Linked DNA regions of Homo sapiens: region 2 is linked to region 1. Evidence: chromatin loops called from intact Hi-C (ENCODE). Cell type or tissue: PC-9. All regions are shown on one strand. Each heading gives the region's core, and the rest is flanking DNA. Links, peaks and the distances in the headings are about the cores only. Region 1 has its middle 78 kb from the start of WDR26. Region 2 holds the start of CNIH3 (cornichon family AMPA receptor auxiliary protein 3).

Evidence for each region. Peaks named below come from ENCODE experiments on the same cell type or tissue, not always from the same donor. Only the 100,000 strongest peaks of a DNase experiment are listed, where the experiment ranks them.
Region 2: a loop joins it to region 1, with 10 times the contacts of the local background. A loop is called at or near these places in 11 of 110 quality-filtered maps.

What each region holds. Positions count from the first base shown.
Region 1 is chr1:224,504,685-224,520,230 of GRCh38, reverse strand. It overlaps a transcript of CNIH3 not described here. Among named protein-coding and RNA genes, the nearest start is that of WDR26, 78 kb to the right of the region's middle. RefSeq lists a silencer at 4,414-4,618 and an enhancer at 10,266-11,177. In PC-9, for the core only: CTCF peaks have their summits at 6,165 and 6,365 (motif pointing left); a DNase peak (open chromatin) is centred at 6,340.
Region 2 is chr1:224,608,356-224,623,901 of GRCh38, reverse strand. It overlaps CNIH3 (cornichon family AMPA receptor auxiliary protein 3), which reads right to left and starts at 7,585. Exons shown (of 6, transcript NM_152495.2): 1 at 6,647-7,585. The coding sequence starts at 6,727. It overlaps CNIH3-AS2 (CNIH3 antisense RNA 2), which reads left to right and starts at 7,675. Exons shown (of 4, transcript NR_183287.1): 1 at 7,675-7,704; 2 at 8,166-8,290; 3 at 8,475-8,698; 4 at 12,310-15,546. RefSeq lists a silencer at 877-1,040. In PC-9, for the core only: no CTCF peak of the experiment used is centred there; a DNase peak (open chromatin) is centred at 7,821; H3K4me3 peaks cover 1,778 bases; H3K27ac peaks cover 806 bases.

The DNA of each region.
Region 1 (15,546 bases), core at 4,866-7,365:
AATTTAGGGTGTCCTAAAATTTTATGTACTTTCACAAAGTGTAGAAGCAGAGAAATTGTTTCCTTCATTTCCAAGCCATGGTGAATCCTTGAGCAACAGAGAACAAAATAATAATAGTAAATGGTGCCAGGGGAGATGTGGCAAAGATGCAGCTGTTGTTGAGTCACCCTGGGAGAAAGGTTTGCTGTTTTTCAACTGGATACAGAGCCTTGGCCTCTGGGTACTCTAAACTAGCACTAGTCAATAGAACTTTCTACAGTGATGGAAATATTCTATTCTGCACTGTCCAACAGAGTAGTCACTATCCACATTGGCTAGTAAGCACTTGAAATGTGGTCTACTGTGACTGACAAAATCAATTTTAATTATATTTAATTTTAATTCATTTCCATCTCAATAGCCACATGTGGCTAGTAGCTACCGTGTTAGTCAAAGTTCTCCCAAGAAACAGAACCAACAGGAGATACATATTAAATAATATATATAATATAAACTATACATGTCACATATTATATATTTTTATGTGTGTACATATATAGTATACATATACATATTTCCTGCCACTTCTGCATGAAGAGTACACACACAAAATGTATATGTGATGTGTATATTATATATATTATTTAATATATTACATATATAACATGTATATATGTACACGCACACATAAAATATATAGTATGTGATATGTATCTTTCACACACACAAGCATACACATACACGCATACAGAGAAAGAGAAATTTTGAGAACTCCCGCAATCATAGAGGCTAAGAGGTCCCATGATCTGCCGTCTGCAAGCTGGAGACTCAGGAAGGCTGGTGGTGTAGTTCCGTCCTAGTCTGAAGGCCTGAGAACCAGGGGAGCCAATAGTGTAAGTCTCAGTCCACAGACAGAAGTAGATTGATGCCCCAGCTCAAGCAGTCAGGCAGAAAAAGAGGCAAGTTTTCCCTTCCTCTGCCTTCTGTTCTATTCAGGCCCTTCTGCCATGACTGTGAGGCCTCCCCTGCCATGCGGTGCTGTGAGTCAATTAAACCTCTTTCATTTATAAATTGCCCAGTTTCAGGTATGTGTTTATTAGCAGCATTAGAACAGACGAATACGATAACCATAGTAGTAACTGCCATTTATTAAGTGCTTTATATATGCCAAGTGCTATGCTAACAGTCTTACAAACTTTACCTCATTTCATCTGCAGAACAACCTAGTGGGGTAGGTATTATTATTAATTCCTTTTATGGATGATGAAACTTAGGCTAAAAAGGTAATTTCCCAAGATCACATGCTCATAATTGGTACCACTAAGAGATTGAACCCATTGCACCAAGCCTGGATCTTAAGAAAACCTGTTTGTAACCACTATTCCTCCATATGAAGCAAAAGGAGGACTAAACTCGAAATCCAAAGGCTGGCTTCTAGTTCTCCTTCTTCCTCTTGTCCTTTGGAGCTGTACGGGTTGTTGCCTATCTCTGAATCTCAGCTTCCTCAGCATAAAATGAGGCTAGTCCTCCCGCCCTGCATGTGTCACAAGGTTGTCACAGTGACTGAATGAGTAAGAGGGGGTCTAGAAGAGACCTCAATGGGCTGAAAAGCAAACAAAAAAGCCTCAATGCCATGGCTCACACCAGTAATCCCAGTGCTTTGGGAGGCCAAGGTGGGAGATCGCTTGAGGCCAGAGTTCAAGACCAGCTTGGGAAGCATAGCAAGACCCTGTCTCTAAAAAAAAAAAAAGGCTTCAAAAATTAGGCAGGTGTGTTGGTGCATGCCTGTAGTCCCAGGAAGGCTGAAGCAGGAGGATACCTTGGAACCCAAGAGTCCGAGGCTACAGTGAGCTATGATTGCACCACTGCACTCCAACTGGGTGACAGAGACCTTGTCTCTAAAAAAACTAAATAAATAAAAATAAAAAATAAGACAAGGTCTGAAGGCAGGCACCAAGTCTGCCTGGCATCCCCAGTATTTTGCACTCAATTAATGTTTATTGAAGTAATAATGCATCTGAAAGTGCTTAGAAAGCTGTAGAGCATCATAAAGTACGAGGTTCATGAATCGCTGCAGTCTGTGGCCACCTCGGGTGAGGGCCGGCTCTGCTGCTAAAGCCTCCCCAGGGTATCTAGAGAATTCATCTCTAAGGTACATAAACCTTAGACCTCTAAGCACTAGAAATGAACAGCACTCCATTATCCAGTCTACAAATTCCAGTAGCGAACCATAAGCATGCTGTCCTGCCGCTTGCTAAAGGATCGCTCGGTTTATCAAGCTTTATGATGAAAGGGTCTATTCTGCATTCCTTACCCTCCTCAAGGCACCCCCATCATTCCCAAGGCCCAGCACACAGCATTAACACCTCCACTGGGTTGGCAGTAATAACATCCTAGTGTTTCTCCTCAGCAAAGATTTGCTCAGAAATAAAAAAGACAAGAATATATTTCCCTAATGGCAAATGCAGCAACCCGGATCGAGACTGTTATTCTAAGTGAAGTATCTCAGGAATGGAAAACCAAACATCGTATGTTCTCACTCACAGGTGGGAGTTAAGCTATAAGGACGCAAAGGCATAAGAATGATATCATAGACTATGTGGATTTAGGGGGAAGGGTGGGAGGGGGTGAGGGATAAAAGACTACACACTGGGTACAGTGTACACTGTTTAGGTGATGGGTGCATCAAAATCTCAGAAATCACCACTAAAGAACTTACCCATGTAACCAAACACCACCTGCTCCCCCAAAACTACTGAAATAATAATAATAATAAACTACAAAAAAAGGAATATCTTTCCCCTCAGAGAGAAACATCCTGGAAGGCGAGGCATCAAACGCCACTCCAGGCGGGTGAGTAAACCCTGTGGGGTTGAGATCAGCCCCACCGCAGCCTACAAAAATGCTGTGTGTAATCAGAGTTTCAGCATCCCGATTTATGAAATGGCTCCGTTAAATAGGCTCCCAGCTGGCATTTCTGCACACACTATTGGGTGTGCAGAACAGGCTCCTGCTCCAAGGTGTGCTCAGCACTGCCCCATGGGAGTATGGAGGTCATCCCACCACCGCCGCCAACCTCCATCAGGTCAAGAGAGCAGAGAGATAGGGGAAAATGCAAGAAACTGAGATAAACACACATGCCAAAAAACTAACAAACAAACAAAAAACACCATATCCCACAGCCAGAACAGCCATACCTGGACATCACAGTATGCAAGATGCCCCATCTCCAGGATCCAGGTGAAATCTTCCCCTACCCCCTAAAAACAGTTCTTAATTTCCCTGTCACTGAAACAGAAGCAGAGCTGGGGAAGTGGGTGAAGCCATCTGGCTTTATACCTATAGCTCCTAAAAACAAAAAAAAACAAGAGTGGGGCCAGGAAGGGCTCACAAGGAAAGAGTGTGTCCTTAGCACTGCGTAGAGACAGATTTTCTGGCGGGGATGATGCGATGATGGCAGAGGGTAAGAAAACGTGCTGCAAAGTTTACAATCTGCCCCATCTGTTCAGCGCTGTTCTGTCCATGGCAGGCGCCGAATGGCTTATCTGCTCTTGCAGTGCAGACCCATGCAGGGGCCAGGCTGTCTGGGGAGGCCTACAGAGACATGGAGGGCCAGCACCACTGCCTGGAGCATGCAGAGGCTTTGCAAAGGCCCAACCCCAAAGGCAGAAAGCCCATGACTCTTCATGGCAGCCCTTTTGCTTTGAGATCTAGGAAATTTTCATCTCTAGCATTGAGCTAGGCTTTGAAAACACAAGGATGAATAAGATGCCATACCTGCCCTCTAAGGTTCATAGTCTCGTGGGAAGCCCATAGATGTGGCCCAGTGGTAGCACCTGGAGTTGACTAGGAAGTCAGCAAGGTAAGTTGAGCTGTGAAGGGCTTTATGTGCCAAGCCGAAGTGCATGGATTTTTTTTTTTTTTTTTTTTTTTTTTTTTGAGACAGAGTCTCGGTTTGTCGCCAGGCGGGAATGCAGTGGCACAATCTCGGCTCACTGCAACCTCCGCCTCCTGGTTCGATCGATTCTCCTGCCTCAGCCTCTCAAGTAGCTGGGACTACAGGCACGTGCCACCATGCCCAGCTAATTTTTGTATTTTTAGTAGAGACAGGGTTTCACCATGTTGGCTAGAATGGTCTCTATCTCTTGACCTCATGATCTGCCCACCTCGGCCTCCCAAAGTGCTGGGATTACAGGGGTAAGCCACCGCGCCTGGGCAGTTCATGGATTTTTTTCTCTACATTTGTGGGTCATAAAACACAATCCAGAGGGTACAAGAAGAAAATACTAAAATGTTCATGTATTTATTTTTATACAATTAAACACATAATAAGCTAAGCTTTATTAATATTCACTCTAAGCAACGACCTTCGTACCTTCACTTGGTCCACTCATCAGTGACCACAAGTCACAGGGTCTTGAGTGATCCTGGGGGAACAGTGGGCATCCCACAACGTGGACGGCTTGACACTGGCGATTCTACTTCTCGGCTCTTGTTCAGCATGATGTGGCCTGTTATAGACAAGCCTGGGTAAGTGGAACTACAGAGAGGATCCCATGTTTAACTATCCCCAAAGTGGGCAAGAGGCTTAAGCTTTTTTCAAAAAAGAAACTGTGGATTGAAGTAATAATGCAAAACAAGATGAACAGCAAGAAAGAGGCAGACCTGACAAGTTGTTAGCCATATTTCAAGGGCAAACAAGACAATATAATCAGATCTCACAGGCCAGCCAAAAAGTTTTCAAATTACCAAAAGAGTCTTTGAAACATGGCTTGGTGCGTGCTGCTGCTAATGAGGAATCTAACCCTAAGTGTAATTGTGCTCAAGATATTAGCTGACAACAGTAATGAAACCATTGCAGTTAACAAGACATTTTAAAATACTGCTTTCCTTTTCTTTACCATTTTTTGAGTTAATATTTGTGTATACTTTACAATGAGCATAATATATTGGTACAGTCATGCATGTACAAAAGTACACATAAATAAGCATACATCTGCTGGGAGTGCATACTCAACACTTTTCACTGCTAAAGAGTGGTAATCAAATCAATGCCACTGTAAATAGCCTAGACCCCCGCCCAGACCCTCCTGTTCTTGGCTTTCACCTTCCAGAAGCAGTAGGAAAAACACTAAAAACATTAAAAGTGGGCACTGCCTACTAAAACTTTGTCAAAGATCATTCCAAAGAGTAAGACCTGCTGGTTTAACAAAACTGTTCCTTCCTAGTCATGGCCATGTGCCAGAGAGGAACAGGTACCCAGCTAAATCTCAGCTCTGCAGCTCACCAAGATGTGGGGCAATTCAAGTCACTTCTCTGGCCTAGGCTCCACACAGGCAAAATAAAGGAGTGTAAGGTAGTATGGGAGGCAGAGAAGGGGCTTCTGTTTTAATGGGGGTTTTGTTTTTGTTGTTTGTTTTTTGAGACAGGGTCTCACTCTCGCCAAGGCTGGAATGCGGTGGCATGACCACGGCTCACTGCAGCCTCAACCTCCCTGGGCTCAGGTGATCCTGCCACCACACCCTCCCAAGTGGCTGGGACTACAGGCTCGCACCACCACACCCAGTTAATTTTTGTATTTTTCGTAGAGACAGGATTTTGCTATACTGCTCAGGCTGTTCTTGAACTCCTGGCTTCAAGTGATCCGCCCACCTCAGCCTCCCAAAGTGCTGGGATTACAGGTGTGAGCCATTATGCCCAGCTTATTTTAATGTTAATTCTTTATCTTAATATGTATTTGAAAAATAGCAATTTTCCATTTATGATGGTGGTCTTTTTAAAATCAACTTATGTAAGTTTTACAGGAGTAGATATTAAAATACTAAACAAATAATATAGCTAGTGTGCAGATTTAGATGTCAAAAACTGGGGGCTGGAGTGTAACTGTGGACTCAGAAACCCTGGCTAGATGATATTTATCTAGTGCCCAGGTCTGAAACTCTATGATTATTCTTAACCTGCATGCGTATAAACTAAAATATCGTAAGGCCCTTATAGCAAACAATAGGACTTAGACAAGTATGTTCCAGTTCAGTTCAGGTAGATCATTTTATACCTCTTGGTCTCTGGCCCCTGATTTAAGATGAACAAATGCAAATCAAAAGAAGATGAATGAAGTGGCTTTTTGTGATGACAGTTTCTGCTGCTGTTGGAGATGAGGTTTGAAGGAGAAGGGTGTTTGTTTGTTTGTTTGTTGCTTTAATAAAGAAAGCTCTCTGCCTTGCCGCTGTGGGAGTCTAAAACTACTGTAGAAAGAAATGTCCAAATATCAGCAAAGGGAGGGAAGGAACGTGAGCCTCAGGCCCTGTCGCTCACCCAGACGCCCTCTCCCGGCAGAAACGTGCGGGTTTGGTGCCCCCTGCTGGCCCTTTTCTGACAAAGACGGACACCCAACCACGGAGGGCCTGGGAGGGCCACTGCAAAGTGAGCCTCTCAATGGTCGTGTGAGTGCGCAGTCTTGCAAAAACGCACCTGAAACAACAGCAATGCATAATGCATGACTGTTAAGAAGACAGATCCCATGAAGTAGCTCTGTGTCTCCTCCTTCATGCCACTATATTGAATTAATGTGTAACTTGAATAGACAACAGCAGAACCCGGGGGAAAATTCGAAGGGCCTCTTCTCATCACTGCTTCTGTCCTCAGCCAAATGGTTCCCCGTGTCCTCCAGGTGCACTGAGAACACAGCTTTTGCAACAGCCCTTACGTGCATCTGAACTGAGGCTGGGAAGTGGGGCTCGGGCATTGCAATCATTTCCTCAAGAAACAAGCTGGCCAGGCCCAGGGGCTCACACCTGTAATCCCAGCACTTTGGGAAGCTGAGGCAGGAGGATCAGTTGAGTCCAGGAGTTCGAGACCAGCCTGAGCAACATAGAGAGACCCCCCCCCTCCCACCCCCACCCCCACCCCCAACTCTACAAAAATTAAAAAAAAAAATTAACCAGGTGTGGTGGTATGTGCCTATAGTCCCAGCTACTCAGTGGGATGATTGCTTGAATCTGGAAGGTTTAGGCTGCTGTGAGCTGTGATCACACCACTGCACTCCAGCCTGAGTGACAGAGCAAGATCCACTGTTTAAAAAAAAAGCTAGGTAGCACAAATTGTAAATTATACAAAGGGACACAGGCTGCGGGCAGGGTCTCTGCTCTCAAAGGGCTTTCCATCTAGAAAAAGAGATAAAAACAGAAATGGTTAATAATGTCAGTTACCATTTATTAAGCCAGCCACTTTACCATTATCTCCAGTGTTAACAGCAATGCTGTAAGCTAATAATTGCCACGTTGCAGATGGGTAAACAGGTTCAAAGAGGCCAAAGGACAGAGGCCAAAAGCGGGAGAGCCAGGTCTCCAACCCTGGTCAGCTTGACTCTGAACTCCATTCTGTGTTCACTCACATCATTTTTAGCTTAGTTCCCCTATACACGTGGGAAGATAAACTACACCCACCCACACATGGGCCCACACATGAACAGGGAGGGCACGTACCCATGACAATAGCCACCTCAGGGGCTGGAGGAAGGTAAATGGGCTGGAGGGGTGGCAGGGTGGGTGGGATGAAGGAAATACAAATGTGTTCTTTCTTTTATTTTAAAAACAAACAAGGTTTAAAGCCCACATATACCTCATGGTATGTTGTTAGATAAAAATACTTTTAAATGCAAATAAAAATTGTTAAATGTAAAAAATGTCAACATTTGTTCATTTTGGTTGATGGGTACCTGGCTATTCATTACTGTATTTTCTGTATAGCTCCATTTTTTCTTTTTTGTTTTTGAAACAAGGTCTCACTCTGTTGCCTCAGCTGAAGTGCAGAGGCACCATCATAGTTCACTGTAACCTCAAACACCTGGGCTCAACTGATTTCCCCCTCAGCCTCCCAAGTAGCTAGAACTACAGGCGTGCACCACCATGCCTCGCTAATTTTTTAATTTTCTGTAGAGATGGGTCTGACTTTCTTGCCCAGGCTAGTCTCAAATTCCTGACCTCAAGCGATCCTCTGCCTTGGCCTCTCAAAGTGCTAGGATCACAGGCATGAGCCACCATGCCCATTCTTAGCTCCAAACTTTTTTTTTTTTTTGAGACGGTGTTTCACTCTTGTTGCCCAGGCTGGAGTGCAATGGCACGATCTCGGCTCACTGCAACCTCCACCTCCAGGGTTCAAGCGATTCTCCTGCCTCAGCCTCCCTAGTAGCTAGGATTACAGGCATGCGCCACCACGCCCAGCTAATTTTGTATTTTTAGTAGAGACGGGGTTTCTCCATGTTGGTCAGGCTGGTCTCGAACTCCTGACCTCAGGTGATCCACCCGCCTCAGCCTCCCAAAGTGCTGGGATTACAGGCATGAGCCACCATGCCTGGCCAGCTCCAAACTTTTAAAAATTTTCTTAAATTTGTTTTGTTTGAGATAGGGTTTGTCCTGTCACCCAGGTTGGAGTGCAGTGGCATGATCATAGCTCACTGCAGCCTCGCCCTCCTAAACTCAAAGGATCCTCCTACTTCAGCCTCCTGAATAACTGGGACTACAGGTGTATGCCACCACACCCAGGTAATCTCTTAATTTTTTATAGGCAAGGAGTCTCGCTATGTTGCCCAGTCTGGTTGCAAACCAGCCTCAAATGATCTTCCCACCTCAGCCTCCCAACATGCTAGGATTACAGGCATGAGCCACCACACCTGGCCTAGTAAATAATATTTTTATTTAGGAAGAAAGAAGGAAAGAAACTGAAAGGAAATAAGTATCCTCCAAGGATCTGAATATGAAATCATGAAAACCAGTCTACCCACTTTGTGATCACATGCGGGTCTGACTATGAACCCACAGGTTCAATCCAAGTGGAGAATACTCAGCTATTTACATAGTGGCTTTTGTCTGGGGACCTCAAAGCACTTCACAAACACAAATTAATTCCACCTCTTGTCACCTCCTAAAAGATAGAGGAGTATTTTACAGATTATTAAATAGGGTCTGGGGAAAATGAAGTGTCTTATCTAACATCACACCATGAGTTACAGACTGAATTGGGAATAGAGCCTTGGAAACGACAAGCAGCCCTCTGGCCTAACCACAACTGTGATGGCATCACTGATAAAGAAGAAACCTATAGCATCTGCCGCTCCCATTCTTCTCGTGATATACTGTAATGCACTGTGCCTTTAAGAAGCAGGCCTTTCAGAGAGGTCAGCCTCCCTTTCTTCACATTAAGCCTCATCTGAAAATATCCTACAATGCATAAACAGAGATCTTTTTCAGGGACAACCCAAACCACATCCTCTGGCTTGCATTTTGCATCTCCAGCCAGGCTGTGTTCAGTGCTGGCCTGTGGTGGAATGAAACAACTCTCCTCCTTTCCCCCTTGCCCCTTCTCCCAGAGGACAAAGCCAGGGAGGAAGGGGACAACCTGTTACCATCAGACCTCAGTGCCAGGGAGGCCTGGTGTGTGCTGAGCCAGGACAGAGAGTATGTGCTCCAGAACCCCCTTTGGAGTATCAGTCAGTAAACTCTGGTTGTGCCATCCTGGAACCCGGCTCCTCTGTGTTTCCTCTTACCTGCCTACCTGAGCCCCACAGCATCAAGGTCAATGACTGCATTGACCGGCCAGGACATTAATATGGTTCTAGTTCTTTCTTTTTTTTGTTTTTTTTTTGTTTTTTTTTTTTGAGACAGGGTCCTGTTCTGTTGCCCAGGCTGGAGTGCAGTGGCATGATCATGGCTCACTACAGCCTCAAACTCCTGCCCTCAAATAAGCCTCCTGCCTCAGCTCTCAGCTTCCCAAAGTGCTGGGATTACAGCCATAAGCCATGTGCCCAGCCTTGTTTCTGGTTCTTGCTGTCACCCACCTCAATTCTGAGTCTCCCAACTGGCCTCCCTGGCTCCCGACTGCTGATAGTGATCGTTTTAAAACACAACGCTGACCACGGGGCGCCCCTACTGACACTCCATGCCTGCCCATCAGCTGAGGATGAAGTTTAAGCTCCTTTGCATGGGGAATGGGGCAAACTGACTCCCGCTGACCCCTCCAGCTTCTTCTACCTCTGCTCCCCCTTCCCAGTAACAGAGCCTCTCACGGGGGCAGTTCCAAGGGGAACATCCATAGACTTCCCTCAGTGAGTCAAGAGGGAGGAGTCCAGAGTTCAGTTATCAAGTTTAAACAAGGCAGGATGAGAAGTGCAGGCCAGCGGTAGAGCCACGAGGTCCACACTGCTAGGAGCCCACGGGAAGCAGACTAAGAAAAGGAAGGCCTGAAGCCCAGAAACCAGCAGCCAAAGGAGCTTCCTCTATGGTTCGTGCATCGAGGGCTGGAAAGCATTGAGGAGGAGACACCACCACTTTCTGGGGCCCTTTTTCTAGGTGGACAGCTGGGGCTCGCCCCTGGGAGACACTGACACTGTCGCCTGCAGCTCTGAGGAGGGAAGGAGGTTGCAGGATTGCTCCTCAGGCCTGGACACCACCCCAGCATGCACTCAGACTTCAGGCGAGGGGGGCACAGAGGTGCCAGAGACTGAGCATGGGTCTCATCGTCACCAGCCTGGCACCTCACACTTCTTTTTGTTTGGATTAATCTTGTAGCCAAGAGGGAGCTGTGGAGGATCTCACCTGGGGAGTAACATGATCAGATTGAGGTTTGCAGAAAAACCACTCTGGCAGCTATTTGGGGCAGGCAGGGTACTTGGGAGATGACAAGAGTCCAGAGGACAGGACAGCAAGAGCCTGACCTGTGGCAAGGAGGGTGGGCCAGGGAGAAGGGGCTGCATGGATTGGGCACTGGGTCTCTGGTGAGGGTAGATTATGTGTGAGCTGGAGGAAAGCATGGAGCCAGAACAGACAGGAGAAGCTGAGAGGAAGACTCACAGCCAGTAAACAAACCACCACCCAGGCTTTCCTTTCTTCTTTCCTTTCTTCTTTCCCTTCTTCTTTCCTTTCGTCTTTCTATCTTCAGGGTTTCACTCTCTCACCCAGGCTGGAGTGCACTGGCATGATCTCAGCTCACTGCAAACCTCCACCTCCCAGGTTCAAGCAATTCTTGCGTCTCAGCCTCCCGAGTAGCTGGGATTACAGATGTGTACCACCACACCAGGCTAATTTTTGTATTTTTAGTATAGATGGGGTTTCACCATGTTGGCCAGGCTGGTCTTGAACTCCTGACCTCGAGTGATCCACCCACCTTGGCCTCCCAAAGTGTTGGGATTACAAGCGTGAGCCACCATGCCCAGCCAGGGCTTTTTTTTTACCATGAGGTTTGCCCAGGAGTAGACGATACAGGCAACTTCTCTCTTTTAGTATCTAATAACACATTTTACCTCTAGCTTTTACTCAAATGCCTAGTTCTACTACTAAACCCTAAACTACTTTAGAATAAAAATCGTAGTTATCTTTGAACCCCCCAGGGTCTAATACTGTACCTCACATATATCACGTGTTTAATAAACAAAGTCTCATTGGCTAGAATACAGGAATACATATATACATACATTTATATCCATATGATTATGACAAACCATATATGATTAGTGGGAGAAGCTGGAAGTTAGAGTTGTACTATATTTTGAAGAATGTTGAATTAAAGATATATTTGATACTCTAAGTAATGGGATATCATTGAAGTTTCATGAGGAGAGTAATTTTATCAGAGCTATGCTTAGGAAACTAAACTGGGCAAGATGTTTTATGGAATAAAGCAGGAAGGAACTGGAAGTAAGATTAACAGAAAGTTACAGCAATATTTTATCATAAAGAGTTCCTGCACAGGGTATAACTAATGGTCCATGGCCCCATTCTACAGACTGCAACCTAAGTCATTGACCATTAAGTTAAAAATCACATCTTAGGAATTCCAATTAAGACACAGACAAATACAGTATAAAATCCAACTGTGCTAGTCCGAATATTTCTGTCTTTACTGGGAAAGCCTGCCCCTTCAAATGCCAGAAGAATTTACAACTCTCCCAGATCTGAGCCTGTGCCATGTTGTGAGTTTGAAAAGGCCCACATCTGGCTTTAATGATCATTGTCTAGAAAAAAACATATCTGAAGGATTGGAGAGAAAGGAAAACTTTGTGGGGAAAAGAAGAGAAGGACATGTTTTATCTCAAGCCACCTAGCTTCTATTTTATAAATTTATCTATTGCCAAATACATTTCAGGAGTAGATTCTCACAAAACATACATATACCAGAAAATAGCAGTCTCAAATGGAAATACCTCTCATTCACTACTCTGGCATGGCAGATGGCCCTCTCCTGATATTCAGGGAAATGGACTTTGCTTTCAGAGAGAAAAGCCTATAAAACAATGAGGAGTTGTCTAGCGTATGCAGAAATGCTTAACCCCTTGCCCTCAGGTATCAAACCTGTATATGGAATACAAACACCATTCCTGAGCAGGGACTAAGTCTTATTCATCTTCATATCACCACAGTGCATTGCACATAGTAAATATCTCTAAATGTGAACATACATAGTTTAATAAGAAGCCTGAACTCTTGAGGTATAAAGATAAATTGGCCTCCCGCACTGGTAAGTCTATGGGGTTTCTGCAGTTCAGCAAGAATCCAACTACAGGACAAGACACCAGGTACCCCTTGCTTGCAGACACCCTTGATAACAGAGCAGAGATGAAGGTGAGTTTTGGGGCTTAGACTGTGTTATATTCAAAAGCATTTTGATTTAACTATGGGCCCTCAGGCTGCAGCATCTAACATCATGGGGATACATATACACCAGAGAAAGATCGCATACACATATATATTTGGCAAACATTAAATAGAATTTATGATGTGCTAGGCACTATTTTAATCACCTTAAAAATATTAACCCATTTAATGTAATTCTCAGAACAAACCCCAGAACATAGGCACTATTATTATCCTCATTTACAAATGAGAAAACTGAGGCACAGAGAGGACACTTGCCCAGGGTCACATTGCTATTAAGTGACAGAGTCAAGATTTGAACCCGATCTGTCTGGCTCCAAGTCTGTGTCTTAACAACACCTGGCCTCGTGCACCGCTCTTTTCTGGGTTGCTACAATTCTCTATTTGGTTTGTTGGATCTGGAGGGATACATACATGTTGATACGTTTATAAGAACTGGTGGCTGGGCATGGTGGCTCATGCCTGTAATCCCAGCACTGTGAGAAGCTGAGGCCAGCAGGTCACTCAAGCCCAGGAATTTGAGACCAGCCTGGGCAACACGGTGAAACCCCGTCTCTACAAAAAAATACAAAAATTAGCCAGGTGTGGTGGCTCACACCTGTGGTCCCAGCTACTCAGAAGGCTGAGGTAGGAGGATCACCTGAGCCCCAAGAAGTTGAGGCTGCAGTGAGCTGTGATCACACTGCTACACTCCAGCCTGGGAGACAGAGACCCTGTCTCAAAAAAAAAAAGAATTGGTGCTTCCTTCTTTTATGAGTATGAATACTTCTCATCAACGTGTAGATACTGAGCTTGTTGATAATTAAAATGTGATCACTTTCTCTCTAGTCCAGTTCTGGGCATGGTCTAATTGCTTAACATATGTGAAGTTCTAGTATGGAGAAGGGTCTAATGGAAAAGCAAGCAACTCCATTTCCCAAGGGTGGCTGCTAGACACGTGGCTTGTTGGCTGCCCTTCTGATCTCACATTGTTACCCTAAAAGGGCTGTATCAGGTTTAACTTCAGGGAAGCCCTTAGAACAGGGACGATGCAATCTCAGCTCTCACTCATCCTCCCCTCCTTGCACACGCCCTACAGAGTAACATGCAGACTAAAACTCCACTGAGCAGCGGGGACTGCCAGCAGATCCTCTGCACTGGGGCCAGGAGGGTGGCATCGAGCAGGGCCCTGGGGCCTGGCAGAGCAGAAGCCAAGGCTGAAGGAGGAAGGAGGGAAGACAGTAAAAACGGAATGTGCTAGCTTCATCACTGTGCCTGAAGTCTTTTACATCCCACGGTTCTGGGACAAAGAGGAGTGACCGTGTGTGTGTGTGTGTGCGCGCGCGCGCGCGCGCGTGTGCGTGCATATGAGTGTAAGGAATGGGAATGTGGCCCCAGGCCTGGTGACACACCAACAGCACTTCACTGCTGATTTTTTGGTTTATTTAATACTCAGCTGCCTTTGTTACAAAGGAATTTCATTCCTCAGAGATTCACTATTTTCAAAAGATTCATTCTCGAAAGATCGTAATTGTTCAGTATTGTATAAACCAAGATTCCTTAAAATAAAAAGGCTTGGGTCTTGGGAGCAATCTTTCCAACTGGGAGCAGGGGAGGGAGTATACTTCCAAAGTGGCAAACAAGATGAAGCCTTTAAGCCAATCATTTCAAGAGAAATAACCAAACTTTTAGTGCAATAGGTCACAGGGATCAATGTACTATTTTCGGTTAAAGCTTTGGCTTGTTCAAAGGACTTTGCACCTCCAGATTTTTTTGGTAATCAATTGGCAGTTTACCAATTTTATTGAACGCCAATGGTTCATATGCTGTTGGTATAAACAGTAAATAAAATTAAAGTTTAGAATCTGCTCTACAAAGACAGTGTTACTGAAAGGCACAAACAATCTAAATAAAATGAAACAAGATCTTAGAGTCAAACAGACCTGAGTCTGAATTCCAGCTCTGGCAGCTACGTAATCCTAGTCAAGTTACTCAATCTTTTTGAGCCCTAGTTTTCTTGTGGGTAAAATGGGGATAATTACACCTACCCTAGGGGTTTGATTTTCCTGTGAAAGTTAAAGGAGATAATATGTAAAAGTTTTCAGCATGATGCAAAAATAAGTGTTTACTAAAATATTAGTTCTCTCCCCTGTGAAAATAAAGAAAAGTAATATGTCATCATTGTGAAGTAACGTCACTCTGCAGATTTACAGACAACCTAACCAAAATGAAGGGGAAAGTGTATTCAAGGTACCTGAGTACCCACTACGTGTATACCACAATTCATGATATGGCAAAAAAGACTTTTTTTTTTTTTTTTCCTTTTTGAGACAAGGTCTTGCTTTGTCACCCCGGCTACAGTGCAGTGGCATGAACACAGCTCACTGAAGCCTTGACTTCCCGGGCTCAAACAATCCTCCCACCTCAGCCTCCTGGACTACAGGCGCGCACTACCATACCTGGCTAATTTTTGTATTTTTTGTAGAGACAGAGTTTGGCCATGTTGCCTAGGCTCATAATCCACTCTTTAAAAGCTTACACTTGACCTGTCTCTCACAAGAAAGGAAGGAAGGAAGGAAGGAAGGAAGGAAGGGAGGGAGGGAGGGAGGGAGGGAGGGAGGGAGGGAGGGAAAGGGAAAATAATAAAGAGCTTACACTCAAGTCAGGGAATAAAAACGTTCATATTAAACACTCAGTGGCATAAAAGCCATACTTGCCCTCCATTGAGCACTTACAATGTGTCAGGCATCATGCTGACCACCTCAGGAACAGGGTCTCATCTGATCCTCTAAACAGCCTGATGAGATAGCTATTGCAATGTCCCATTTCCCAGATAAGAAAACTGAGGCCTAGCAAGGTTAAATTACTTACCCCAAGGTCACAGAGTTAAGATGTGGGCTTTGAACTCAAGCAGTGTGAATCTATAAGCAGCGGCATGCAA
Region 2 (15,546 bases), core at 6,537-9,036, 100 kb before region 1:
AAGGCTTGTCTGCAGCTCAGAGGCACCACAGCCTTTGAATCTGCCAGGGGGTGGGGACGGGTGGACCTGCGAAGGGCAGTGGCTGAAGACACAGACAGGTGGGGAAAAGTGATGGAGCAATGTCCACAGATAACTAGGAGGGGAGGAAGTGGCCTCAGATGAGGGACAGACTCTGCTGCTTCTGAGTCTGAGAAGGAAAAATAAATCATTAATCAGAATTCTGGGGAGGGGCAGGATCCTGAGGCATCCCTGTCTGATCATCTCTATCTTCTCCAGGAGCTGGAATTAAAGTCATCTGCTCAGAGGCAGTCAGGGGTGGGGGACAGTTTTGGGAGCTTCAGGGGGCTCTGAGAAAATGACAACAATCTACAACAGTGTTGTGGAAGCTGAAGGAACTGACTCACATCCAGCTGATGAGTTAGAAGGCAATACTGAGGCCAGCTAAGGTCAAACCGTGCATCCGCCTGGGACCCAGCAGCTCCCGGGTACCTGGGGTGAGAGAAGAGAGGGAAGAGAGTAGACTCCTGGGAGACTGAGGCATCCACTACAGGAGCGACAGGAAACAGAGGACGCAGCAGTGGAGAGCAGCAGCAGGAGCTAAGTGGTGGATGATGAGGGGTAATGACACAGAGGAGGAAGTAAATCCTAGAGGAGCGATGCATTGAGAGAAGAAGGAAAAGCCACAGTCAAAGGAGGGCCAAGAGCCCCTGGGGCAGCAGAGTGCGGGAGTAGAGAACAGGGAGCTCACTGCAGAGGCAGGTCCAGGGCAGGTCAGGGGGCTCAGGGACCACAAAGATGGAAGTGGTCACTAGAGGGGAGGTCAGATAACCAACAGCACCCAGCACCTTGCAGGACAGCAAGGACAGGACAGTGACCAGGAGCCAAGTCCTCAGTGGTGCCCAGTGGAGGGGCCCATAGGAGTGAGTCAGATGATGGTGGCAAAGGCACCATCCAGATAGCACAGCTACTGAAGAATAAGGCCCCAGAGGAACCTGTTTGCAGACTTACTGGGAGAGAGGTCCACAGCAGAAAACAAGTCCAGAGGGCAAAGCGCAGAGCCATGTGGATATACAGAAGGGAAAAGCACCAGGTAGCCAGAGGGGCTAGAGTGAGGCAAGGGCCTGGGCACAGCTTCAGGGCCAGTATAGGCAAGAGCTCCAATTGCCTGGCAAGAGCCTCACAACATTCACTGCCTTTAATGTTTGTTCAGTAACTCAAAAGTCAAAGACAAGTTACTTTAGTGTCTCTAACATCCAACCCCAGTGAGGCCTTGAAACCTCACCAAACAGTTGGGATTGGGGCTGGTTCCTGATTGTTTTAGGTGACCTGTGAATTCTGCACACTTCTCTCCTCTCCTCTCTAACATGACTGCAGTGGAAATACAATGATGACGTAAGCTTTCTTTTTCAGGGAGAGTTATTGCAATGCAAACAAGGATAAAGCGGCAAGCAACGCAAACAATGATAAGGTGCCATGCATCAATCCAGACATTACATTTTCCAGAAGGTGTTCTCTCCAGGGATAGCCAGTGCTTCTCCCCAATCTGCTCCTCTGAAAGAGAACCAGCTCCACTATCATCAAGAAGGGCCCTATACCCCATGGCAATGGCCAGTCTTCTTTGCAATAATTAGCTTCCAAAGTTTCAAAGTGCCAAGGCATGGGGGAAAATGCACATTGTCCAAACTACCCAGAAAGTAGTCCTTAAGAAGCAGCCAGAAGCCAAATCAGAAACGAGTTACTGTTAGTCTGTTCTCCCACTGCTAATAAAGACATACCTGAGACTGGGTAATTTACAAAGAAAAGAAGTTTAATGGACTCACAGTTCAGCATGGCTGTGAGGAGGCCTCATGATCATGGCAGAAGGTGAAGGAGGAGCAAAGGCATGTCTTACATGGCGGCAAGCAAGAGAGCATGTGCAGGAGAACTGCCCTTTATAAAACCATCAGATCTCATGAGACTTATTCACTATCATGAGAACAGCACAAAAAAAACCCCATCCCCCACGATTCAATTACCTCCCACCAGATCCTTCCCACAACACGTGGAGATTATGAGAGCTACAATTCAAGATGAGATTTGGGTGTGAACATAGCCAAAACATATCACTATGTCAACTGGAAATGCGTCAAGCCAGAAGGAAACAAGAATTTGTCCTATGAGTATTTATACCAAACACTCTCTATGTGTCAGGCACTGTTCTGGGCTCTGGAGAAACAATGGTAAAGTAGAAAACGTCCCTGCTCTCATGGAGCTTCCTTCCACTTCAGCTGTGGGGCAATGGACAGTGACGGAGGGAGGAGATAAAAGGGGGATGGAGCAGGCTGGAGCTGCGGACATCCCACCTGAAAGTGAGATGCCAGAACGGACAGGGGCATCACAAGTAGAACAGAAAGTGGAGACCAAGTAAGACCTGGCAGTGAGTGCAGTACCCTCATCTGAGTAGGCCAAGGCAGGGTCATAAAAAAACAGGCTATTTATTGTCAACCCCAAGCATCCTACCATTTCACATAAACCCATTTTTTGTTTCCAGGTGGGTACTGTGAGAAACTGAGATGTTTACTAGACTTCCAGAGGCTGAGCCTGTGACAAGGTGGAACTGGCAAAACACTCCACCATGAAGACATCTTCTCTAACAAAACTGCCTCTCGGCACATATGTATGTCATCCCTGTCCAGGGCCATTTAAACCCTCAAACAGCAAATGCTGCTGTGAATCCAAAGAAATTTCAAGGTGAGATGGTGCATCAGATCTTTCTAGGGAATTTTATTGGGAATTAATTTTATTTGTAAATTGTCAAAACTCATAGTGACTCCAAATATAAAAACTTCAAAAGCTAAAGACCTGAAATTCAGTACTGAATCTTTGATCTTTTCAAAGAATAGCTTCATCTGTGTTTATATAAATGAGACACACTGCAAACAGGCTTAACCGAGCCGGAGCAGAGAAGGCTCTTGTGAGTAAACACCATTCATTTTATACTGGCTGGAAATACATATCACTTCACATCAAAAACCCTTTAGAACGCTTTTTTTTCCTTCTAAACGTCCACATGCAATTTTTTTTTCTTAGAAATGGGGTCTCACTATGTTGCCTAGGCTGGTCTCAAACTCCTAGGCTCAAGTGATCCTCCTGCCTCAACCTCCCAAAGTGCTGGGATTACGAGCATGAGCCACTGAGCCCGGCCATATGCAATTTTTTAAAATACACAAGAGATAATCTTTTCTGGATAAGATTACTGATGATTTTATTTAATTACAAATCATTGTATTTTCAAAATTTTGGACAAGGAACCTGTATCATTTTATAAGCAGAAGTCTAATTTAAATAAATAGAATTTTCCTCTTTTAAAAAAGGATATATAGCATGTCTTGAGTCTGGTTGCTGTTGCTATTGTAACCCCAATCAGAAATTCCAACTCTAAAATTTCATTTATACAGAGAAAGGTAATCCTTTGGATATAAATTATTATCTAAGTTATGAATCCAAAAATAGTGACTACAGTTAGAGAAAGGGCTTAGGCTTAAGAGTCTCACAGACCTAGCTCAAGTCCATGCATACCAGCTCCAATACATATCAGCTGTGCAACCTTAGGCAACCTTGTAATCTCTCTGATCCAGTTTCCTCATCTGCGAAATGTCCGTTATGAGGACTAAAGGGCTGCCTGGGCAGTAAGAGGCCAGGTGCCTGAGGGTATGCAAAGCCACAGAAAAAACCTAGTTTTCTTCTGCTTCTTCCAAATGTGATAAATGTACTCAGAGATAGTAGCTGATATAAAATAAATGGGTAACTTGAAATATTTTCAACTGAAAACAAATGCAGATAAATTTTCAAAGTAAAAAACAAGACTTGAAAGAAAGGCTGGCCACATCCATCCTTGCTCCCAGACATCCAGTGGGAAAAAAGGGGAGGAAAACGATTGGACTGAGAGATCCTCTGTAAAGTACTTAAAACTTGTCCTACAGCAGACACCCAATACATAGTAGCTACCATCATTACCCCTAAGTAGGTACGTACAATTCAATAAGAAAAGCACGCCATCTTCATATCTTACAGCCTAGGCATGGCAGCATGGCAGGCATTTTAACCGCTATATGTTGTTAAGCGCCCAATTCATTTTTTGGGGTACTGATATATATCACACAATCAATATGCCTTGTCCGATCAAGAAGTACATAAGTAATATAAGAAGCTGGAAAGAAGGCAAACAGTCTAACATAAAACCAAGTCTCCTCAATTTTGGTTGAAATAATTACTACCATGTAACTAACACCCAGACATACAAACCGTGCCCTGAAATCAGGGTGTCTCTGGTTTCCCAGTTCAATGTTCAGGAACCAAATCAGTGTGATGGGGTTTGGGTTGTTTGATTTGGAGAGAGGGAAAGGGATAGAGAAGGAAAAGACTAGGAAAGGAGGGACTGAGACTATGAAATTATTACCGTAATTTGAAATCAAAACGCACAAATTCTTTTCATTATTAGAAACAAGAATCTTGCCACTTCCACGAGGAATCTGGATAAAACCTGAGTTGGAATTTGACTGCATTTCAGCCACCCCTCGATAAGGGGGTGAGCATTGAGAAGCTGGAGGATAGAGCCAGTGCTGGATGAGGGAACACCTGATTTTCATTCAAATGTCAACCAGCTGCACAAACCACTCAATGAAGCTGTTCTTGAATTATTAATCATCTTTCCCTGAATGAGAGAAAATGATTCTTTCTGGTTACTTGCTCTGCTTCAGGGACCAATTCAGAGAACTCCAAGCCAGACTCGAGTTTGAGGGAGCTCTCTGGTACCTGACACCCTCTGGCCAAGGCAAAAACAGAAAACAGCAAATGAAGTATTGCAGAAGAAAAGGGAGTAGTTGGCCTTCTAGAATCCAAGTAACTCCCCATATCCAAAGAAGCTGAGAAAGTTCCTTTAAAGCACATTAGCAGAGGTTTGCTGCACTGCTTGGGCATGATCTAATCTGTATTCCTTTCTATTCTAAATCAGGTAAGTTTCCTTTTCCCTTAAGAACTGTCAACAACTTCAAGCCTCAATTTTCTACTATAGATTAGACCCAGCCTTGCAGAGCAGAGAAGGGAGGGTTTAAAATCCCATTACTTCTAAATAGCGGAATTGTTTTAATCATCCCCCAAATATCTATGTTTGGATTCCCTGTCACCCCCAGATTCCTAAGTCTACTGATGCACGGATTTACACAATCTGAGAAATGGGGGAAAGCTTAGCGACTATCCAGGTCAATTTTCTCACTTTAGAGATGTGGAAGGAAGCCAGCAAGGGTCTTTCCTAAGGTTACATGATCGGAAGCCACCTTCCTCCCCGAGTTTCCCCTCTCCTCTCTGTCAGAGCCCTGTAGCAGGAGCTGCTCTAGCTGCTTAGTTCTATTTTAAGACAAACTCTCACTCTGCAAACCACTTATAGAAAACAAGGGCATCTCACCCACCCTGCAATTTTCTCCACGTCTTCATTTTGGGTCATCCCCACTGTATGAGAGTCTGTGATGCTCACCAGAACCATGCCTCCAAGAATTCGTCTCAGGGTCCTTCTCTGTCACCTAGACGCTGGGCAGGGCAAGGCTGTTAAAGGTGGGAAATTATGCACTGGGGTGCTCCTTCTAAACATTTGGCCTTGGCCATTCTTCCCACCAGCCCTCTGAGGGTGAGGATAGGGGGCTTAAACAACCTCAGAGAAGGAAGCCTTGAGAGTTGCATGCACTCGCTAAATGTTGCACAGTCTTTGAGAGGACCGGCGTACGCACTCCTGCGCGCTCTCTCAGTACTTCTCTTCCCCTATTCAGAAGCTTGCGCTCCTCTATTCCCACCCACACCTAAAGAACTGGGATCCACGGCTGCCCTCCACCTGGCGTAGCCCCGGGAAGGGTGACAGGAAGCTTGTGTGGGCTGGGGACGCTGGGGGCCTAGCGGAGGTTCGCCACCTGCAGGGGGTCTTCAGGAGTCGGACTTCAGACGCCAAGAGGGCAGATGGAGGACACCGTCGTCGCTCTCCACGGTCTCTCTTCGTGACTTTCCTCCATGGCCTTAATGATGCCTGCCCTTCCCAGTCTCCCTCGCCTCCTTGCTCTTCTCCTTCTCGCCTTTCCCCCACCGCCTTCCACTTCGACCCCCATCGCCTGGTCTCCTTCCTCTCCGTGGGCTCGGCTTCTCCCTACCTCTTACAAGGCGCTCCCGTCGTGTTTCCACTTTGTCTCCAATTATATCTAAATGCAACCCACCACAGATGCTGACATTTTAAATGTTTAGTTATTATAGCTACTTGACTAATTGCCGGGACCGACGGCGGCGCTTCTCCTTCGCCTCCCGCCGGCAGGAGAGGACGGGGCGGGAGAGGAAGGGGTTAGTTGTGGTTGTAGCCGCCACTCCCCGGCGCCCGGGACCCGGGACGCCCAGTCGGGCCCTGCAGAGGGTGTCCTACCTGGGCACCAGCGGCCCCTCGCCTCCAGCCAGGGCACCGAAGGCGCGCCCGGCGGGATGCAGCGAACTGCCTCCTGCCCCGGGACAGTGGAGCGGCAGAAGGTCCAACCTTCCGGTTCGCCCACGCCCGCAAGGTGGAAAAAGTGGGGTGAAATCGGGGAAATTTAGCGAAATTGGGGCGAAAGAAGAGAGACCAAAGCGTGTTACTCACGTGCCAGATGGCGAAGAAGATGAGCGCAGCGCACAGCACCAGAGACAGCATGTAGCAGAACGCAGCGAAAGTGAAGGCCATGGCCGGCGGACCCCAATCCCACCACACACGCCAAGAAGCCCCTAGGAGCCCGATGCCTCCCTAGAGGACCGCACTCCCTCCAAGGAGCCGCGTCTGCACGCTCCTCTCCAGGCTAGTGCCCAGGAGGGCGCACAGCTAGCGAAGCGACTCGAGGGTCAGCGAATAAGCGCTGGATTCCCGCAGGCTCCGGCGACCCCAGACCCGGCCCTCCGGCGAAGACAGGAAAACGTGTGTCGAGAGTCGCTGGAGGGAACCGTCCGCAAATCGAAGAAGAAACCAAATCAGCAGCGAACACCTGCAAATTAGTGCCAAGCTGTGAGCCCCTCGAGACCAACACGACAAGCGATGCGACGACTCCACGGAGGACCGAGGGAGGAGGTCCCATTCGCCCCAGGAAGAGCTCTCTGCTTTTCTCCACTAAACCGCTGAGGAGAGACGAGCGCTCCGCTCCGGACCCTCCCGCGCCACCGGGGCGCAAACGGATAGTGTCCAGCGAGGTGCCCGAGCGGCCTCCGAGCTCCTCCCAAATCCCAGAGCCGGGCAGCGCTCTTTCCCGAGAGAAGGAGTCTTTAGGTAGCCGGGAGGAGGTAGGTCCCGTTGGTCCTGCGCCCCAGACGCGGCTTCCAGCGCAGCCGTGCGCTCCGAGGCGCGCCCGTCCCCAACCGTGACTCCGGCCAGCCGGCCTCCGCAACCCAAGTGTCCCGGAAACCGGGGGTCGGACCGGGGCGAGCACTGGCTCCACCCAACGGGCCAACTCCAGCCCGGGTGGCTGCAGCAGTGGGTTTCAGGCCAAACGCTGTAGCTCGCTCCACCTGCTGCTGCCGCTGCCGCCGCCGCCGCCGCCGCCTTTGCCACTGCGAGAACTGTAGCGGTGCGACCCGGGATTCCCTCCTCTCGGCGCCCCACCCTCGACTCCTGTTCCGCTGAGCGCGCCCTCCCCGGCGGGCGGAGACTGCAGCGCCGGGGGCTGAGGAAAGGTGGGTGGCGAAGCGCCGCCGGGCGCTTGGTGGCCGCTGCCGCCGCCACTGCAGCTGTGCACGCCCGCCTCTCGGAGGAAACTTGAAGCCAGCAGTACAAGCAGGGCTGGAGGCCGAGCGGAGGTGGGGCGGGACCGGTTGGAGCAGGGACTCTTTAAACACGTGCGTCTGGAGGAGGTGGGAAGCTGCGGAAGGGTATGGTGTGTGCCTCGCGCCTAAACGCCGCAGCCGCCCCTCCCGGTTCTTGCAGTTTCGCCTATCGGAGTGGGAAGTGTGGGGACTTGGGGCGTTGCCTAGTGTTGGTTGGGGATACAGTGCAAGCCTTGGATCCCAAAGCTGCTTGGATGGATTTTACCAAACTGTAGCATACTCAGTGCTTAGGGCTGCGTTTACTGCTCTGCTCCCAGACCCTGCAAAATTCTCCATTAACGTCCTTCCGTTGCATCCTCTACCCTCCCCAGCCATCCGACCTTGGGACTAGGGAAACGTGGACTTGGTGGGCTATTCTGCGCTGAAGAGGCAGCAACGAGGGCTCGGTGGTATTGGTGTTGGTCCTAGTGGAATTGTCAAGAGGATGCTTTTGAAGGTAGACCGTTTTCTAGCTGCAAGTTACCTAACCTCTTTAATCCTTAGTTTCCTTATCAGAAAAACATAAATAAGAGTAGAGTCAAGCCATTTCAAAGGATTAAAAGGGAACATAAGTAAAAAACCTAGCACTTGGTATACGTTCAATAAGTGGTAGGGATTATTAATTGCACCCTTTCCCCCAGTGGCCCAGCATCTTGGAAGTTCACCATGCTTGCTTTGCAAGAGATTCCTGACGCTGCAGTGAAAGAGGTCCAGTCATTCCAGAGAGAACTTCAGTTTCAGACAAGTCATCAAATCCAGAAAGCAAGGAAAAATACCCTGAAAGACGACTGGCAAATCTCGGTGAAAGAGTAGACGCACTTCATGGATTGGAGTGAATCTTAGAGCACCTGGTACCTTGCACAGGGTGGGAACTAGATAAATAACTATTGCTTGATTCTGACTCTGGTGTGCTAGTTTTCCTGTTCACAGATGTGATTCCAATGCCTTGAGAGCTGGAAGGGATGAATTCCAGCAAGATAGAGATACAGCTTTCTAGTGACAGAACTGGAATCCTGTCTGCGGACTCCTAATCCTGGGCTCTTTCTACTATGCCCCAACATTCCTGCAGCTATTTGGCCACATCTTTTACTTATTTATTTATTTATTTATTTATTTATTTATTTATTTATTTGACGGAGTCTCACTTTGTCGCCAGGCTGGAGTGCAGTGGCGTGATCTCTGCAACCTCCACCTCCCTGGTTCAAGCGATTCTCCTGCCTTAGCCTCCCGAGTAGCTGGGACTACAGGCACGCACCACCACGCCCAGCTAATCTTTGTATTTTTAGTAAAGACGGGGTTTCACCATGTTGGCCAAGATGGTCTCGATCTCTTGACCTCGTGATCTACCCACCTCGGCCTCCCAAAGTGCTGGGATTACAGGCGTGAGCCACCGCTCCAGGCCCTTCAATTTATTTTATTTTATTTTTTTGAAGACAGTCTTGCTGTGTTGCCCAGGCTGGAGTGCAGTGGTGCTATCATAGCTCACTGTAGCCTCAAACTCCTTGCTAGGACTACAGGCATGCACCACCACACCCAGATAATTTTTGTTTTGTTTTGTTTGCAGACATAGGTCTCAATATATGGCCAGGCTGGTCCCAAACTCCTGGCCTCAAGCAGTCTTCCAGCCTTGGCCTCCCAAAGCGCTGGGATTATAGGTGTGCACCACAGTGCCTGGCCTCATATCTCCCTCCAGTTTAGAAACTAGATGCCTTTCAGTGAGAAGTGGAGAAATTAGAGCAAATCCAGAGGCTGATGACCAGAGCAATGAACCGATCTACATTTTATTGCCTCTGGGTCAGGACCGGCTACATACTTTGGAGGGCCAAGTGCAAAATGAAAATGTGGGACTTTGTATTAGGCCGTTCTTGCATTGCTATAAAGAAATACCTGGCCAGGCATGGTGGTTTATGCCTGTAATCCCAGTACTTGGGGAGGTCGAGGTGGGCAGATCACCTGAGCTTAGGTATTTGAGACCAGCCTGGACAACATGGCAGAAACCCCATCTCTACAAAAAATACAAAAATTAGCCGGGTGTGGTGGCATGCACCTGTAGTCCCAGCTTCTTGCAGGGCTAAGGTGAGAGTGTTGCTTGAGCCCAGGAGGTCAAGGGTGCAGTGAGCTGTGTTCATACCACTGCACTCCAGCCTAGGCAATAGAGCCAGACCCTGTCTCAAAAAAAAAAAACAAAAACCTGAGGCTGGGTACTTTATAAAGAAAACAGGTTCAATTGGCTCACCGTTCTGCAGGCTGTACAAGCACGGCACCAGCATTTGCTCGGCTTCGGGGGAGGCCTCAGGGTTGCTTTTATTCATGGTAGAAGGTGAAGCAGGAGCAGGCATGTCACATGGCAAAAGCAAGAGCAAGAGAGTGTTGTGGAGAAGTGCCACACACGTGTAAATAACCAGATCTTGTGAGAACACTCTCTTTATTGCGAGGACAGCACCAAGCCATGAGGGATCCACCCCCATGACCCAGACACCTCCCACCAGGCCCCACCTCCAACACTGGGGATGACATTTCAACATGAGATTTGGGCAGGGACAAATAACCCAAACTATATCAAGCTTCTTGATTAAAAATTAATAATTTCAAGACAGCAACAGCAGAACATTAAGCCAAGCATGAGGCCCTTCTGAGCACAAGACCCTGGACAGCTGTAGAAGTTGAATGCCTACAAATCTAGCCCTGCTCTGGGTTATACCCTATGTTGCTTTCTCTTTTACAGAAGTATTTCTTCCAGTATAAATTGTCATTAAAGAAAATTTGGAGGTCAGGCACTGTGGCTCATGCCTGTAATCTCAGCACTTTGGGAGGCTGAGGCGGGTGGATCACTTGAGGTCAGGAGTTCGCGATCATCTTGGGCAACATAATTAAGACCCGGTCTCTACAAAAATGAAAATAAAATTAGCCAGGCATGGTGGTGCACACCTGTAGTCTCAGCTACTCAGGAGGCTGAGGCCAGAGGATTGCTTGAGCCCAAGAGGTCAAGGCACAGTGAGCTGTGATCATGCCACTGCACCCCACCTCGGGTGACAAAGCGAGAGCCTGTCTCAAAAATATAAAATAATTTGGAAAATATAAAAATGAAAAAGATAAACACCACAGTTTGCTGCTCTCAGATACCACCAACACAATCCTGGTGTATTTCTTTCTAGCTGTTTTTTTGCTTTTTATTTTATATAGATCATTTCTTTTCATTGTAGTAATTGTACTGTATAAAATTTCGTGACACCAAAATTCTGAGTCCCTTTGGGACCTCTCTGATCTTTTGTTTCTGCTGGTTCTTGTTTACGGAGTCCTCGCTTCTTATCCATCTAGTAGATTTTTACTGTGCCAAACTTGTTTTGAAAAGTTTTCTTACAGTCATTTGAGGCCTAAAATTATGTTATCTTTCTCCAGGGAGGATTTTCAACTTCTTTTGCCAGGTATCTAGGGGAACCTAGTGCTCCAGGATTACCTTAATCCAAATTCAGCATTTGAGATTTTCCAGGATGACCAAGATAACTGTGGTCTGTGTGAGGGCTGCTTTATTTCTGGTTCAGCCTTACTCACATGGAGCTGTCCTTCTGGATCCCAAGTCAAAACACAGGGCTTATCAAGTCCCAACCCTTGATGGTCCTTGGACTCTGACTTTTGCCCCTAGCGCCACAGAGTACTAAAGGCATAGCTCAGTCTCCTCCTCAAGATTAAGAAATGCCCCTAAAAGCATACCTCAGCCACCTCCTCAAGATTAAGAAATGCCCCTAGAAAAAAAAACTGGCCCCAAGAGCTAAACCAACCCCTCTAGATTCTGAATCACTCTCAGCTTTTGACCCCAGTAATTCCGTACTCTCTTATTAGGTCTTTGATGCTTTCAAGAAGATGTTACTGTATTTCATTCAGCTTTATAAGTTGTGCTCAGTGGGAGAACCGGTCTGAATTCACTAGCACAGCATCACCAGAACCAAGAGTCTCTACATCAAAATAAAATTTCAAATTTAAAAATGGAATCCATTATCCTACCACTGTGACTTTCAAGTCTCCATCCAGCCACTGTTTTTCTTGCCATTTACCTGGTCCTGCTTTGCCTTGTTTTATTAGTTACAGAACAATATCTCGGCAAAGGTTACTGCAAAACTTCAGAAAATAAGAACCCCAGGCAGTTACTGCTCGTTATTTCAAAATATTTTAGTGTCCATAGTTCTGGGCGCTGTCAGGGATCCACAAGGTTTCTAGTCTAATTGGTGAGGCGGTAATTCCTTCACAAGGCAGTGTTTAAAAAAATCAAAAAGTACTAGTGACACAGTAGAGGAAGGCAAGGGAGATGGTGATTGGGAATGGATGTTGAGTGGAGTGACCAACCTACATTGTTTTCTCTACTGTAGACATTGAAAAGCCAATTACTTGATTTTTTTCCCCACCCACCATGCAGCCAGGAGAGGCCATATGACACAGTTTGAACTCTTTAGATAATATTTCTTTTTGCCTGAAATGCAGACCTGATGCCTGGAGGTACAGCAGCCATCTTGTGACCATAAGGAGGAAATCAACGCATTAAGAAGGGAAAAGCTAAGAAGATACAGAGAGCAGGGACCACTGACAACATGATCAAGCCACTCTACCAGGCCTTAACTTCCTATTCCCTGACTTCTTATTGAAAGAGACAATAAAACTTCTCATTTGTTTTAACCCATAGAAGTAAGGCATTCTGTTACTTATGGGTGAACACAATTCTTAACTGATGCCATGGTTTAATGGGAGTAGGGATCCTGGTATGACAGGAAATTGAGATAATCAGTTTATGGCTAGTGTAGCAGCTCCAAGACACGATTAATGTCCCAAGCTCTTTTGCCCTCCTGACTTGCTAGCCTCAGTATGTGGATTTTGTTCTCCCAGTCTGAAGGCATAACTTTTGGGGAAGAGTAAAAGAAGCCCTCTCCAGAGATCTGCTACATCTCATTGGCCAGAACTCTAACATTTGGCCGCCACTACCTAGTTGCAAGTGAATCTGAGAAGGTGAGTGTTTTTTCATTTCAGGCTTTATGAAATAGAAAGGCAAAGGAAGGGGGGTTTGAGCAGCCTTTGAACAGCCAGTTCACGTTTTTGCTATACTGCTCTAGTCAGGTTTTCTATTACCAGCAGCCTAATACAATTTCCAGGTGCCCCAAGTTGTGCTGACAACTTGGTGTATAAGAGAGACAGTGCTTTGGGGTTAGTATGATCAGGGAAAGTTCACTGACAAAGTGGCAACCTAAGGCAAATTACATCACACTTTTTCTCTGCTTGTAAGTAAGTCTGAATGTTCCATGTTTTCCTGACCTATTCTTAACCGATTCCTGCTCCTCCTGAGTTGTTATACATAAATTAGTTTTGGTTTTCTGCCTTCTTCTAATATATAGCAATACCTCTGTTTATTGAAGGTGAAGGCAAATACAGTTTGCATTAGTCTGTTTTCACACTGCTATAAAGATACTACCTGAGACTGGGTAATTTATAAAGGAAAGAGGTTTCATTGACTCACAGTTCAGCATGGCTGGGGAGGCCTCAGGAAACTTACAATCACAGCAGAAGGCAACGGGGAAGCAAGGCACATCTTACATGGCAGCAGGAGAGAGAAAGAGAGAGAGAGTGAAAGGGAATTGCCAAACACTTTTAAACCATCAGATCTTGTGAGAACTCACTATCAGGAGAATAGCAGGGGGAAACCACCCCCGTGATCCAGTCATCTCCTACCAGATTCCTCCCTCGACACATGGAAATTACAATTCAAGATGAGATCTGGGTGGGAACACAGAACCAAACCATATCACAGATGCTCCTTATGATAGGGTTACATCCCAATAAACCCTTTGTAAATTGAAAATAGTGTACATCAAAATGCATTTAATACATCGAACCTATCACACATTATAACTTAGCCTAACCTACCTTAAATGTGCTTAGAATACTTACATTAGCCTACAGTTGGGCAAAATCATCTAACACAAAGCCTATTTTATAATAAAGTATTGAATATCTCATGTCATTTATTAAATGCTGTACCAAAAGTGAAAAAACAGAATGGTTTTATGGGTACTTGAAATGTAATATCTATTGAATGTGTATCGCTTTGGCACTATTGTGAAGTTGAAAAATCTTAAGATGAACAGTCATAAGTCGGGGACTGTCTGTAAAGTGTACCCACACAACTGAAGACTTGGTTTATCATGAAGCTTTTTCCAACCTTATCTCCTATCTGCTCTCCCCTTACATTCCTGTCTCCACCCTACCCTCAAGCATCCATCAGAGAAATGGTCAAAGCGTAAAGGGGAATGCCTTTGGATTCATGGGAAGCTCAGTTAAGTGGGCTGTGAGCCTCCTCTTGCCCCATCACTCATCCTGTTCTGCCCACAGGAAAATCTGACCATATGTTTCATTTAACACAAAATTCGAGAGTATCTCCTAAACAGTATTTTCCCCCATAAATGAACTCTGTAAACTTTTCAGTGCCATAAATAACTGGTATGATATATCAAGTTACTCTCTTGCTTCCCAGCCAAGCCCTGTTGAAATCCCAGAAAGCTTTCCCCATCCTCCAGCTTAAATCCAGCTCACCAAGTTCTCACTCCCACCTCTCAACACCCCCATCCAAACACTCCCTCCAGTCCCCACCACAAAGATACTCTGCCCTGGCTAAGCAACCACCCCTAATACTGTTTCTCTCTTGGTGGGGTTTGGATGTTTAGAATGTCCTGAGAATTGGGGTTCTTTGAGTGTTTATTATAAAATTTTAAAAGATGTAGAAGAATAGAGAGTTTAGTGAACATTCATCTACCTATCTGGATTCAGCAACTGTTAGCATTTTTGTGCTTTGAGTTGTTTCAAAATTGTGTTTTACAGCTGGTTTGTTCAAACCAGGATCTAAAGATTTTCTCACCCCTCAGTGTTACAGTAGCTAGGCAGGCAGAGATGAGCAGGGCAGGAGAGGACCTCCCTCCAACAACAGGCATGCCAGGCAACCATCAGGTCATGGTCAGGTGATTGTTAACTGTCTCTCTAAAATAATAATTGGTTGTGGCCCCGTGCCAGAGAGAGGCAGTCTCCCAACAGATAGAAACACCTGAAACTGGTAATCAGCAGCTTCCCAATAAGATTTCAGGAGTTGGGCGAGTGGGCTCAAACATGTGCACTAAGAGGCAAAATGGCAGAGTTTAAAGGGTATATGAACACTGGGTAAAGGAAGAATTCCTCAAGTGAGCACGTGTACAACTTCAGTAAACACACTGTGCATGTGGCCCCTCCCAACTGCTGGCAGGCCACTGTGCATGTGGACAGCCCACCCCAAGGGAAGCATCAGGGTAAGGGAGGAGACCACCCCTCATATTGTCTTATGCCCAATTTCTGCCTCCAAAGAAAGAAGAAGTAAAAACTAAAAGGCAGAAATGAAATTCTCAGGCAGACAGCCCGGCGCCGTGCCCTGGGCCTGGTTAAAGATCGACCCCTGACCTAACCAGTTATGTTATCTATAGATTCCAGATATTGTATGGAAGAGCATTGTAAAAATCCCTGTCCTGTTCTGTTCCGTTCTGATTACCAGTGCATGCATCCCCCAGTCACGCACCCCCTGCTTGCTCAATCGATTACGACCCTCTCACGTGGACCCCCTTAGAGTTGTAAGCCCTTAAAAGGGACAGGAATTGCTCACTTGGGGAGCTCGGTTTTTGAGACATGAGTCTTGCCAACACTCCCGGCCGA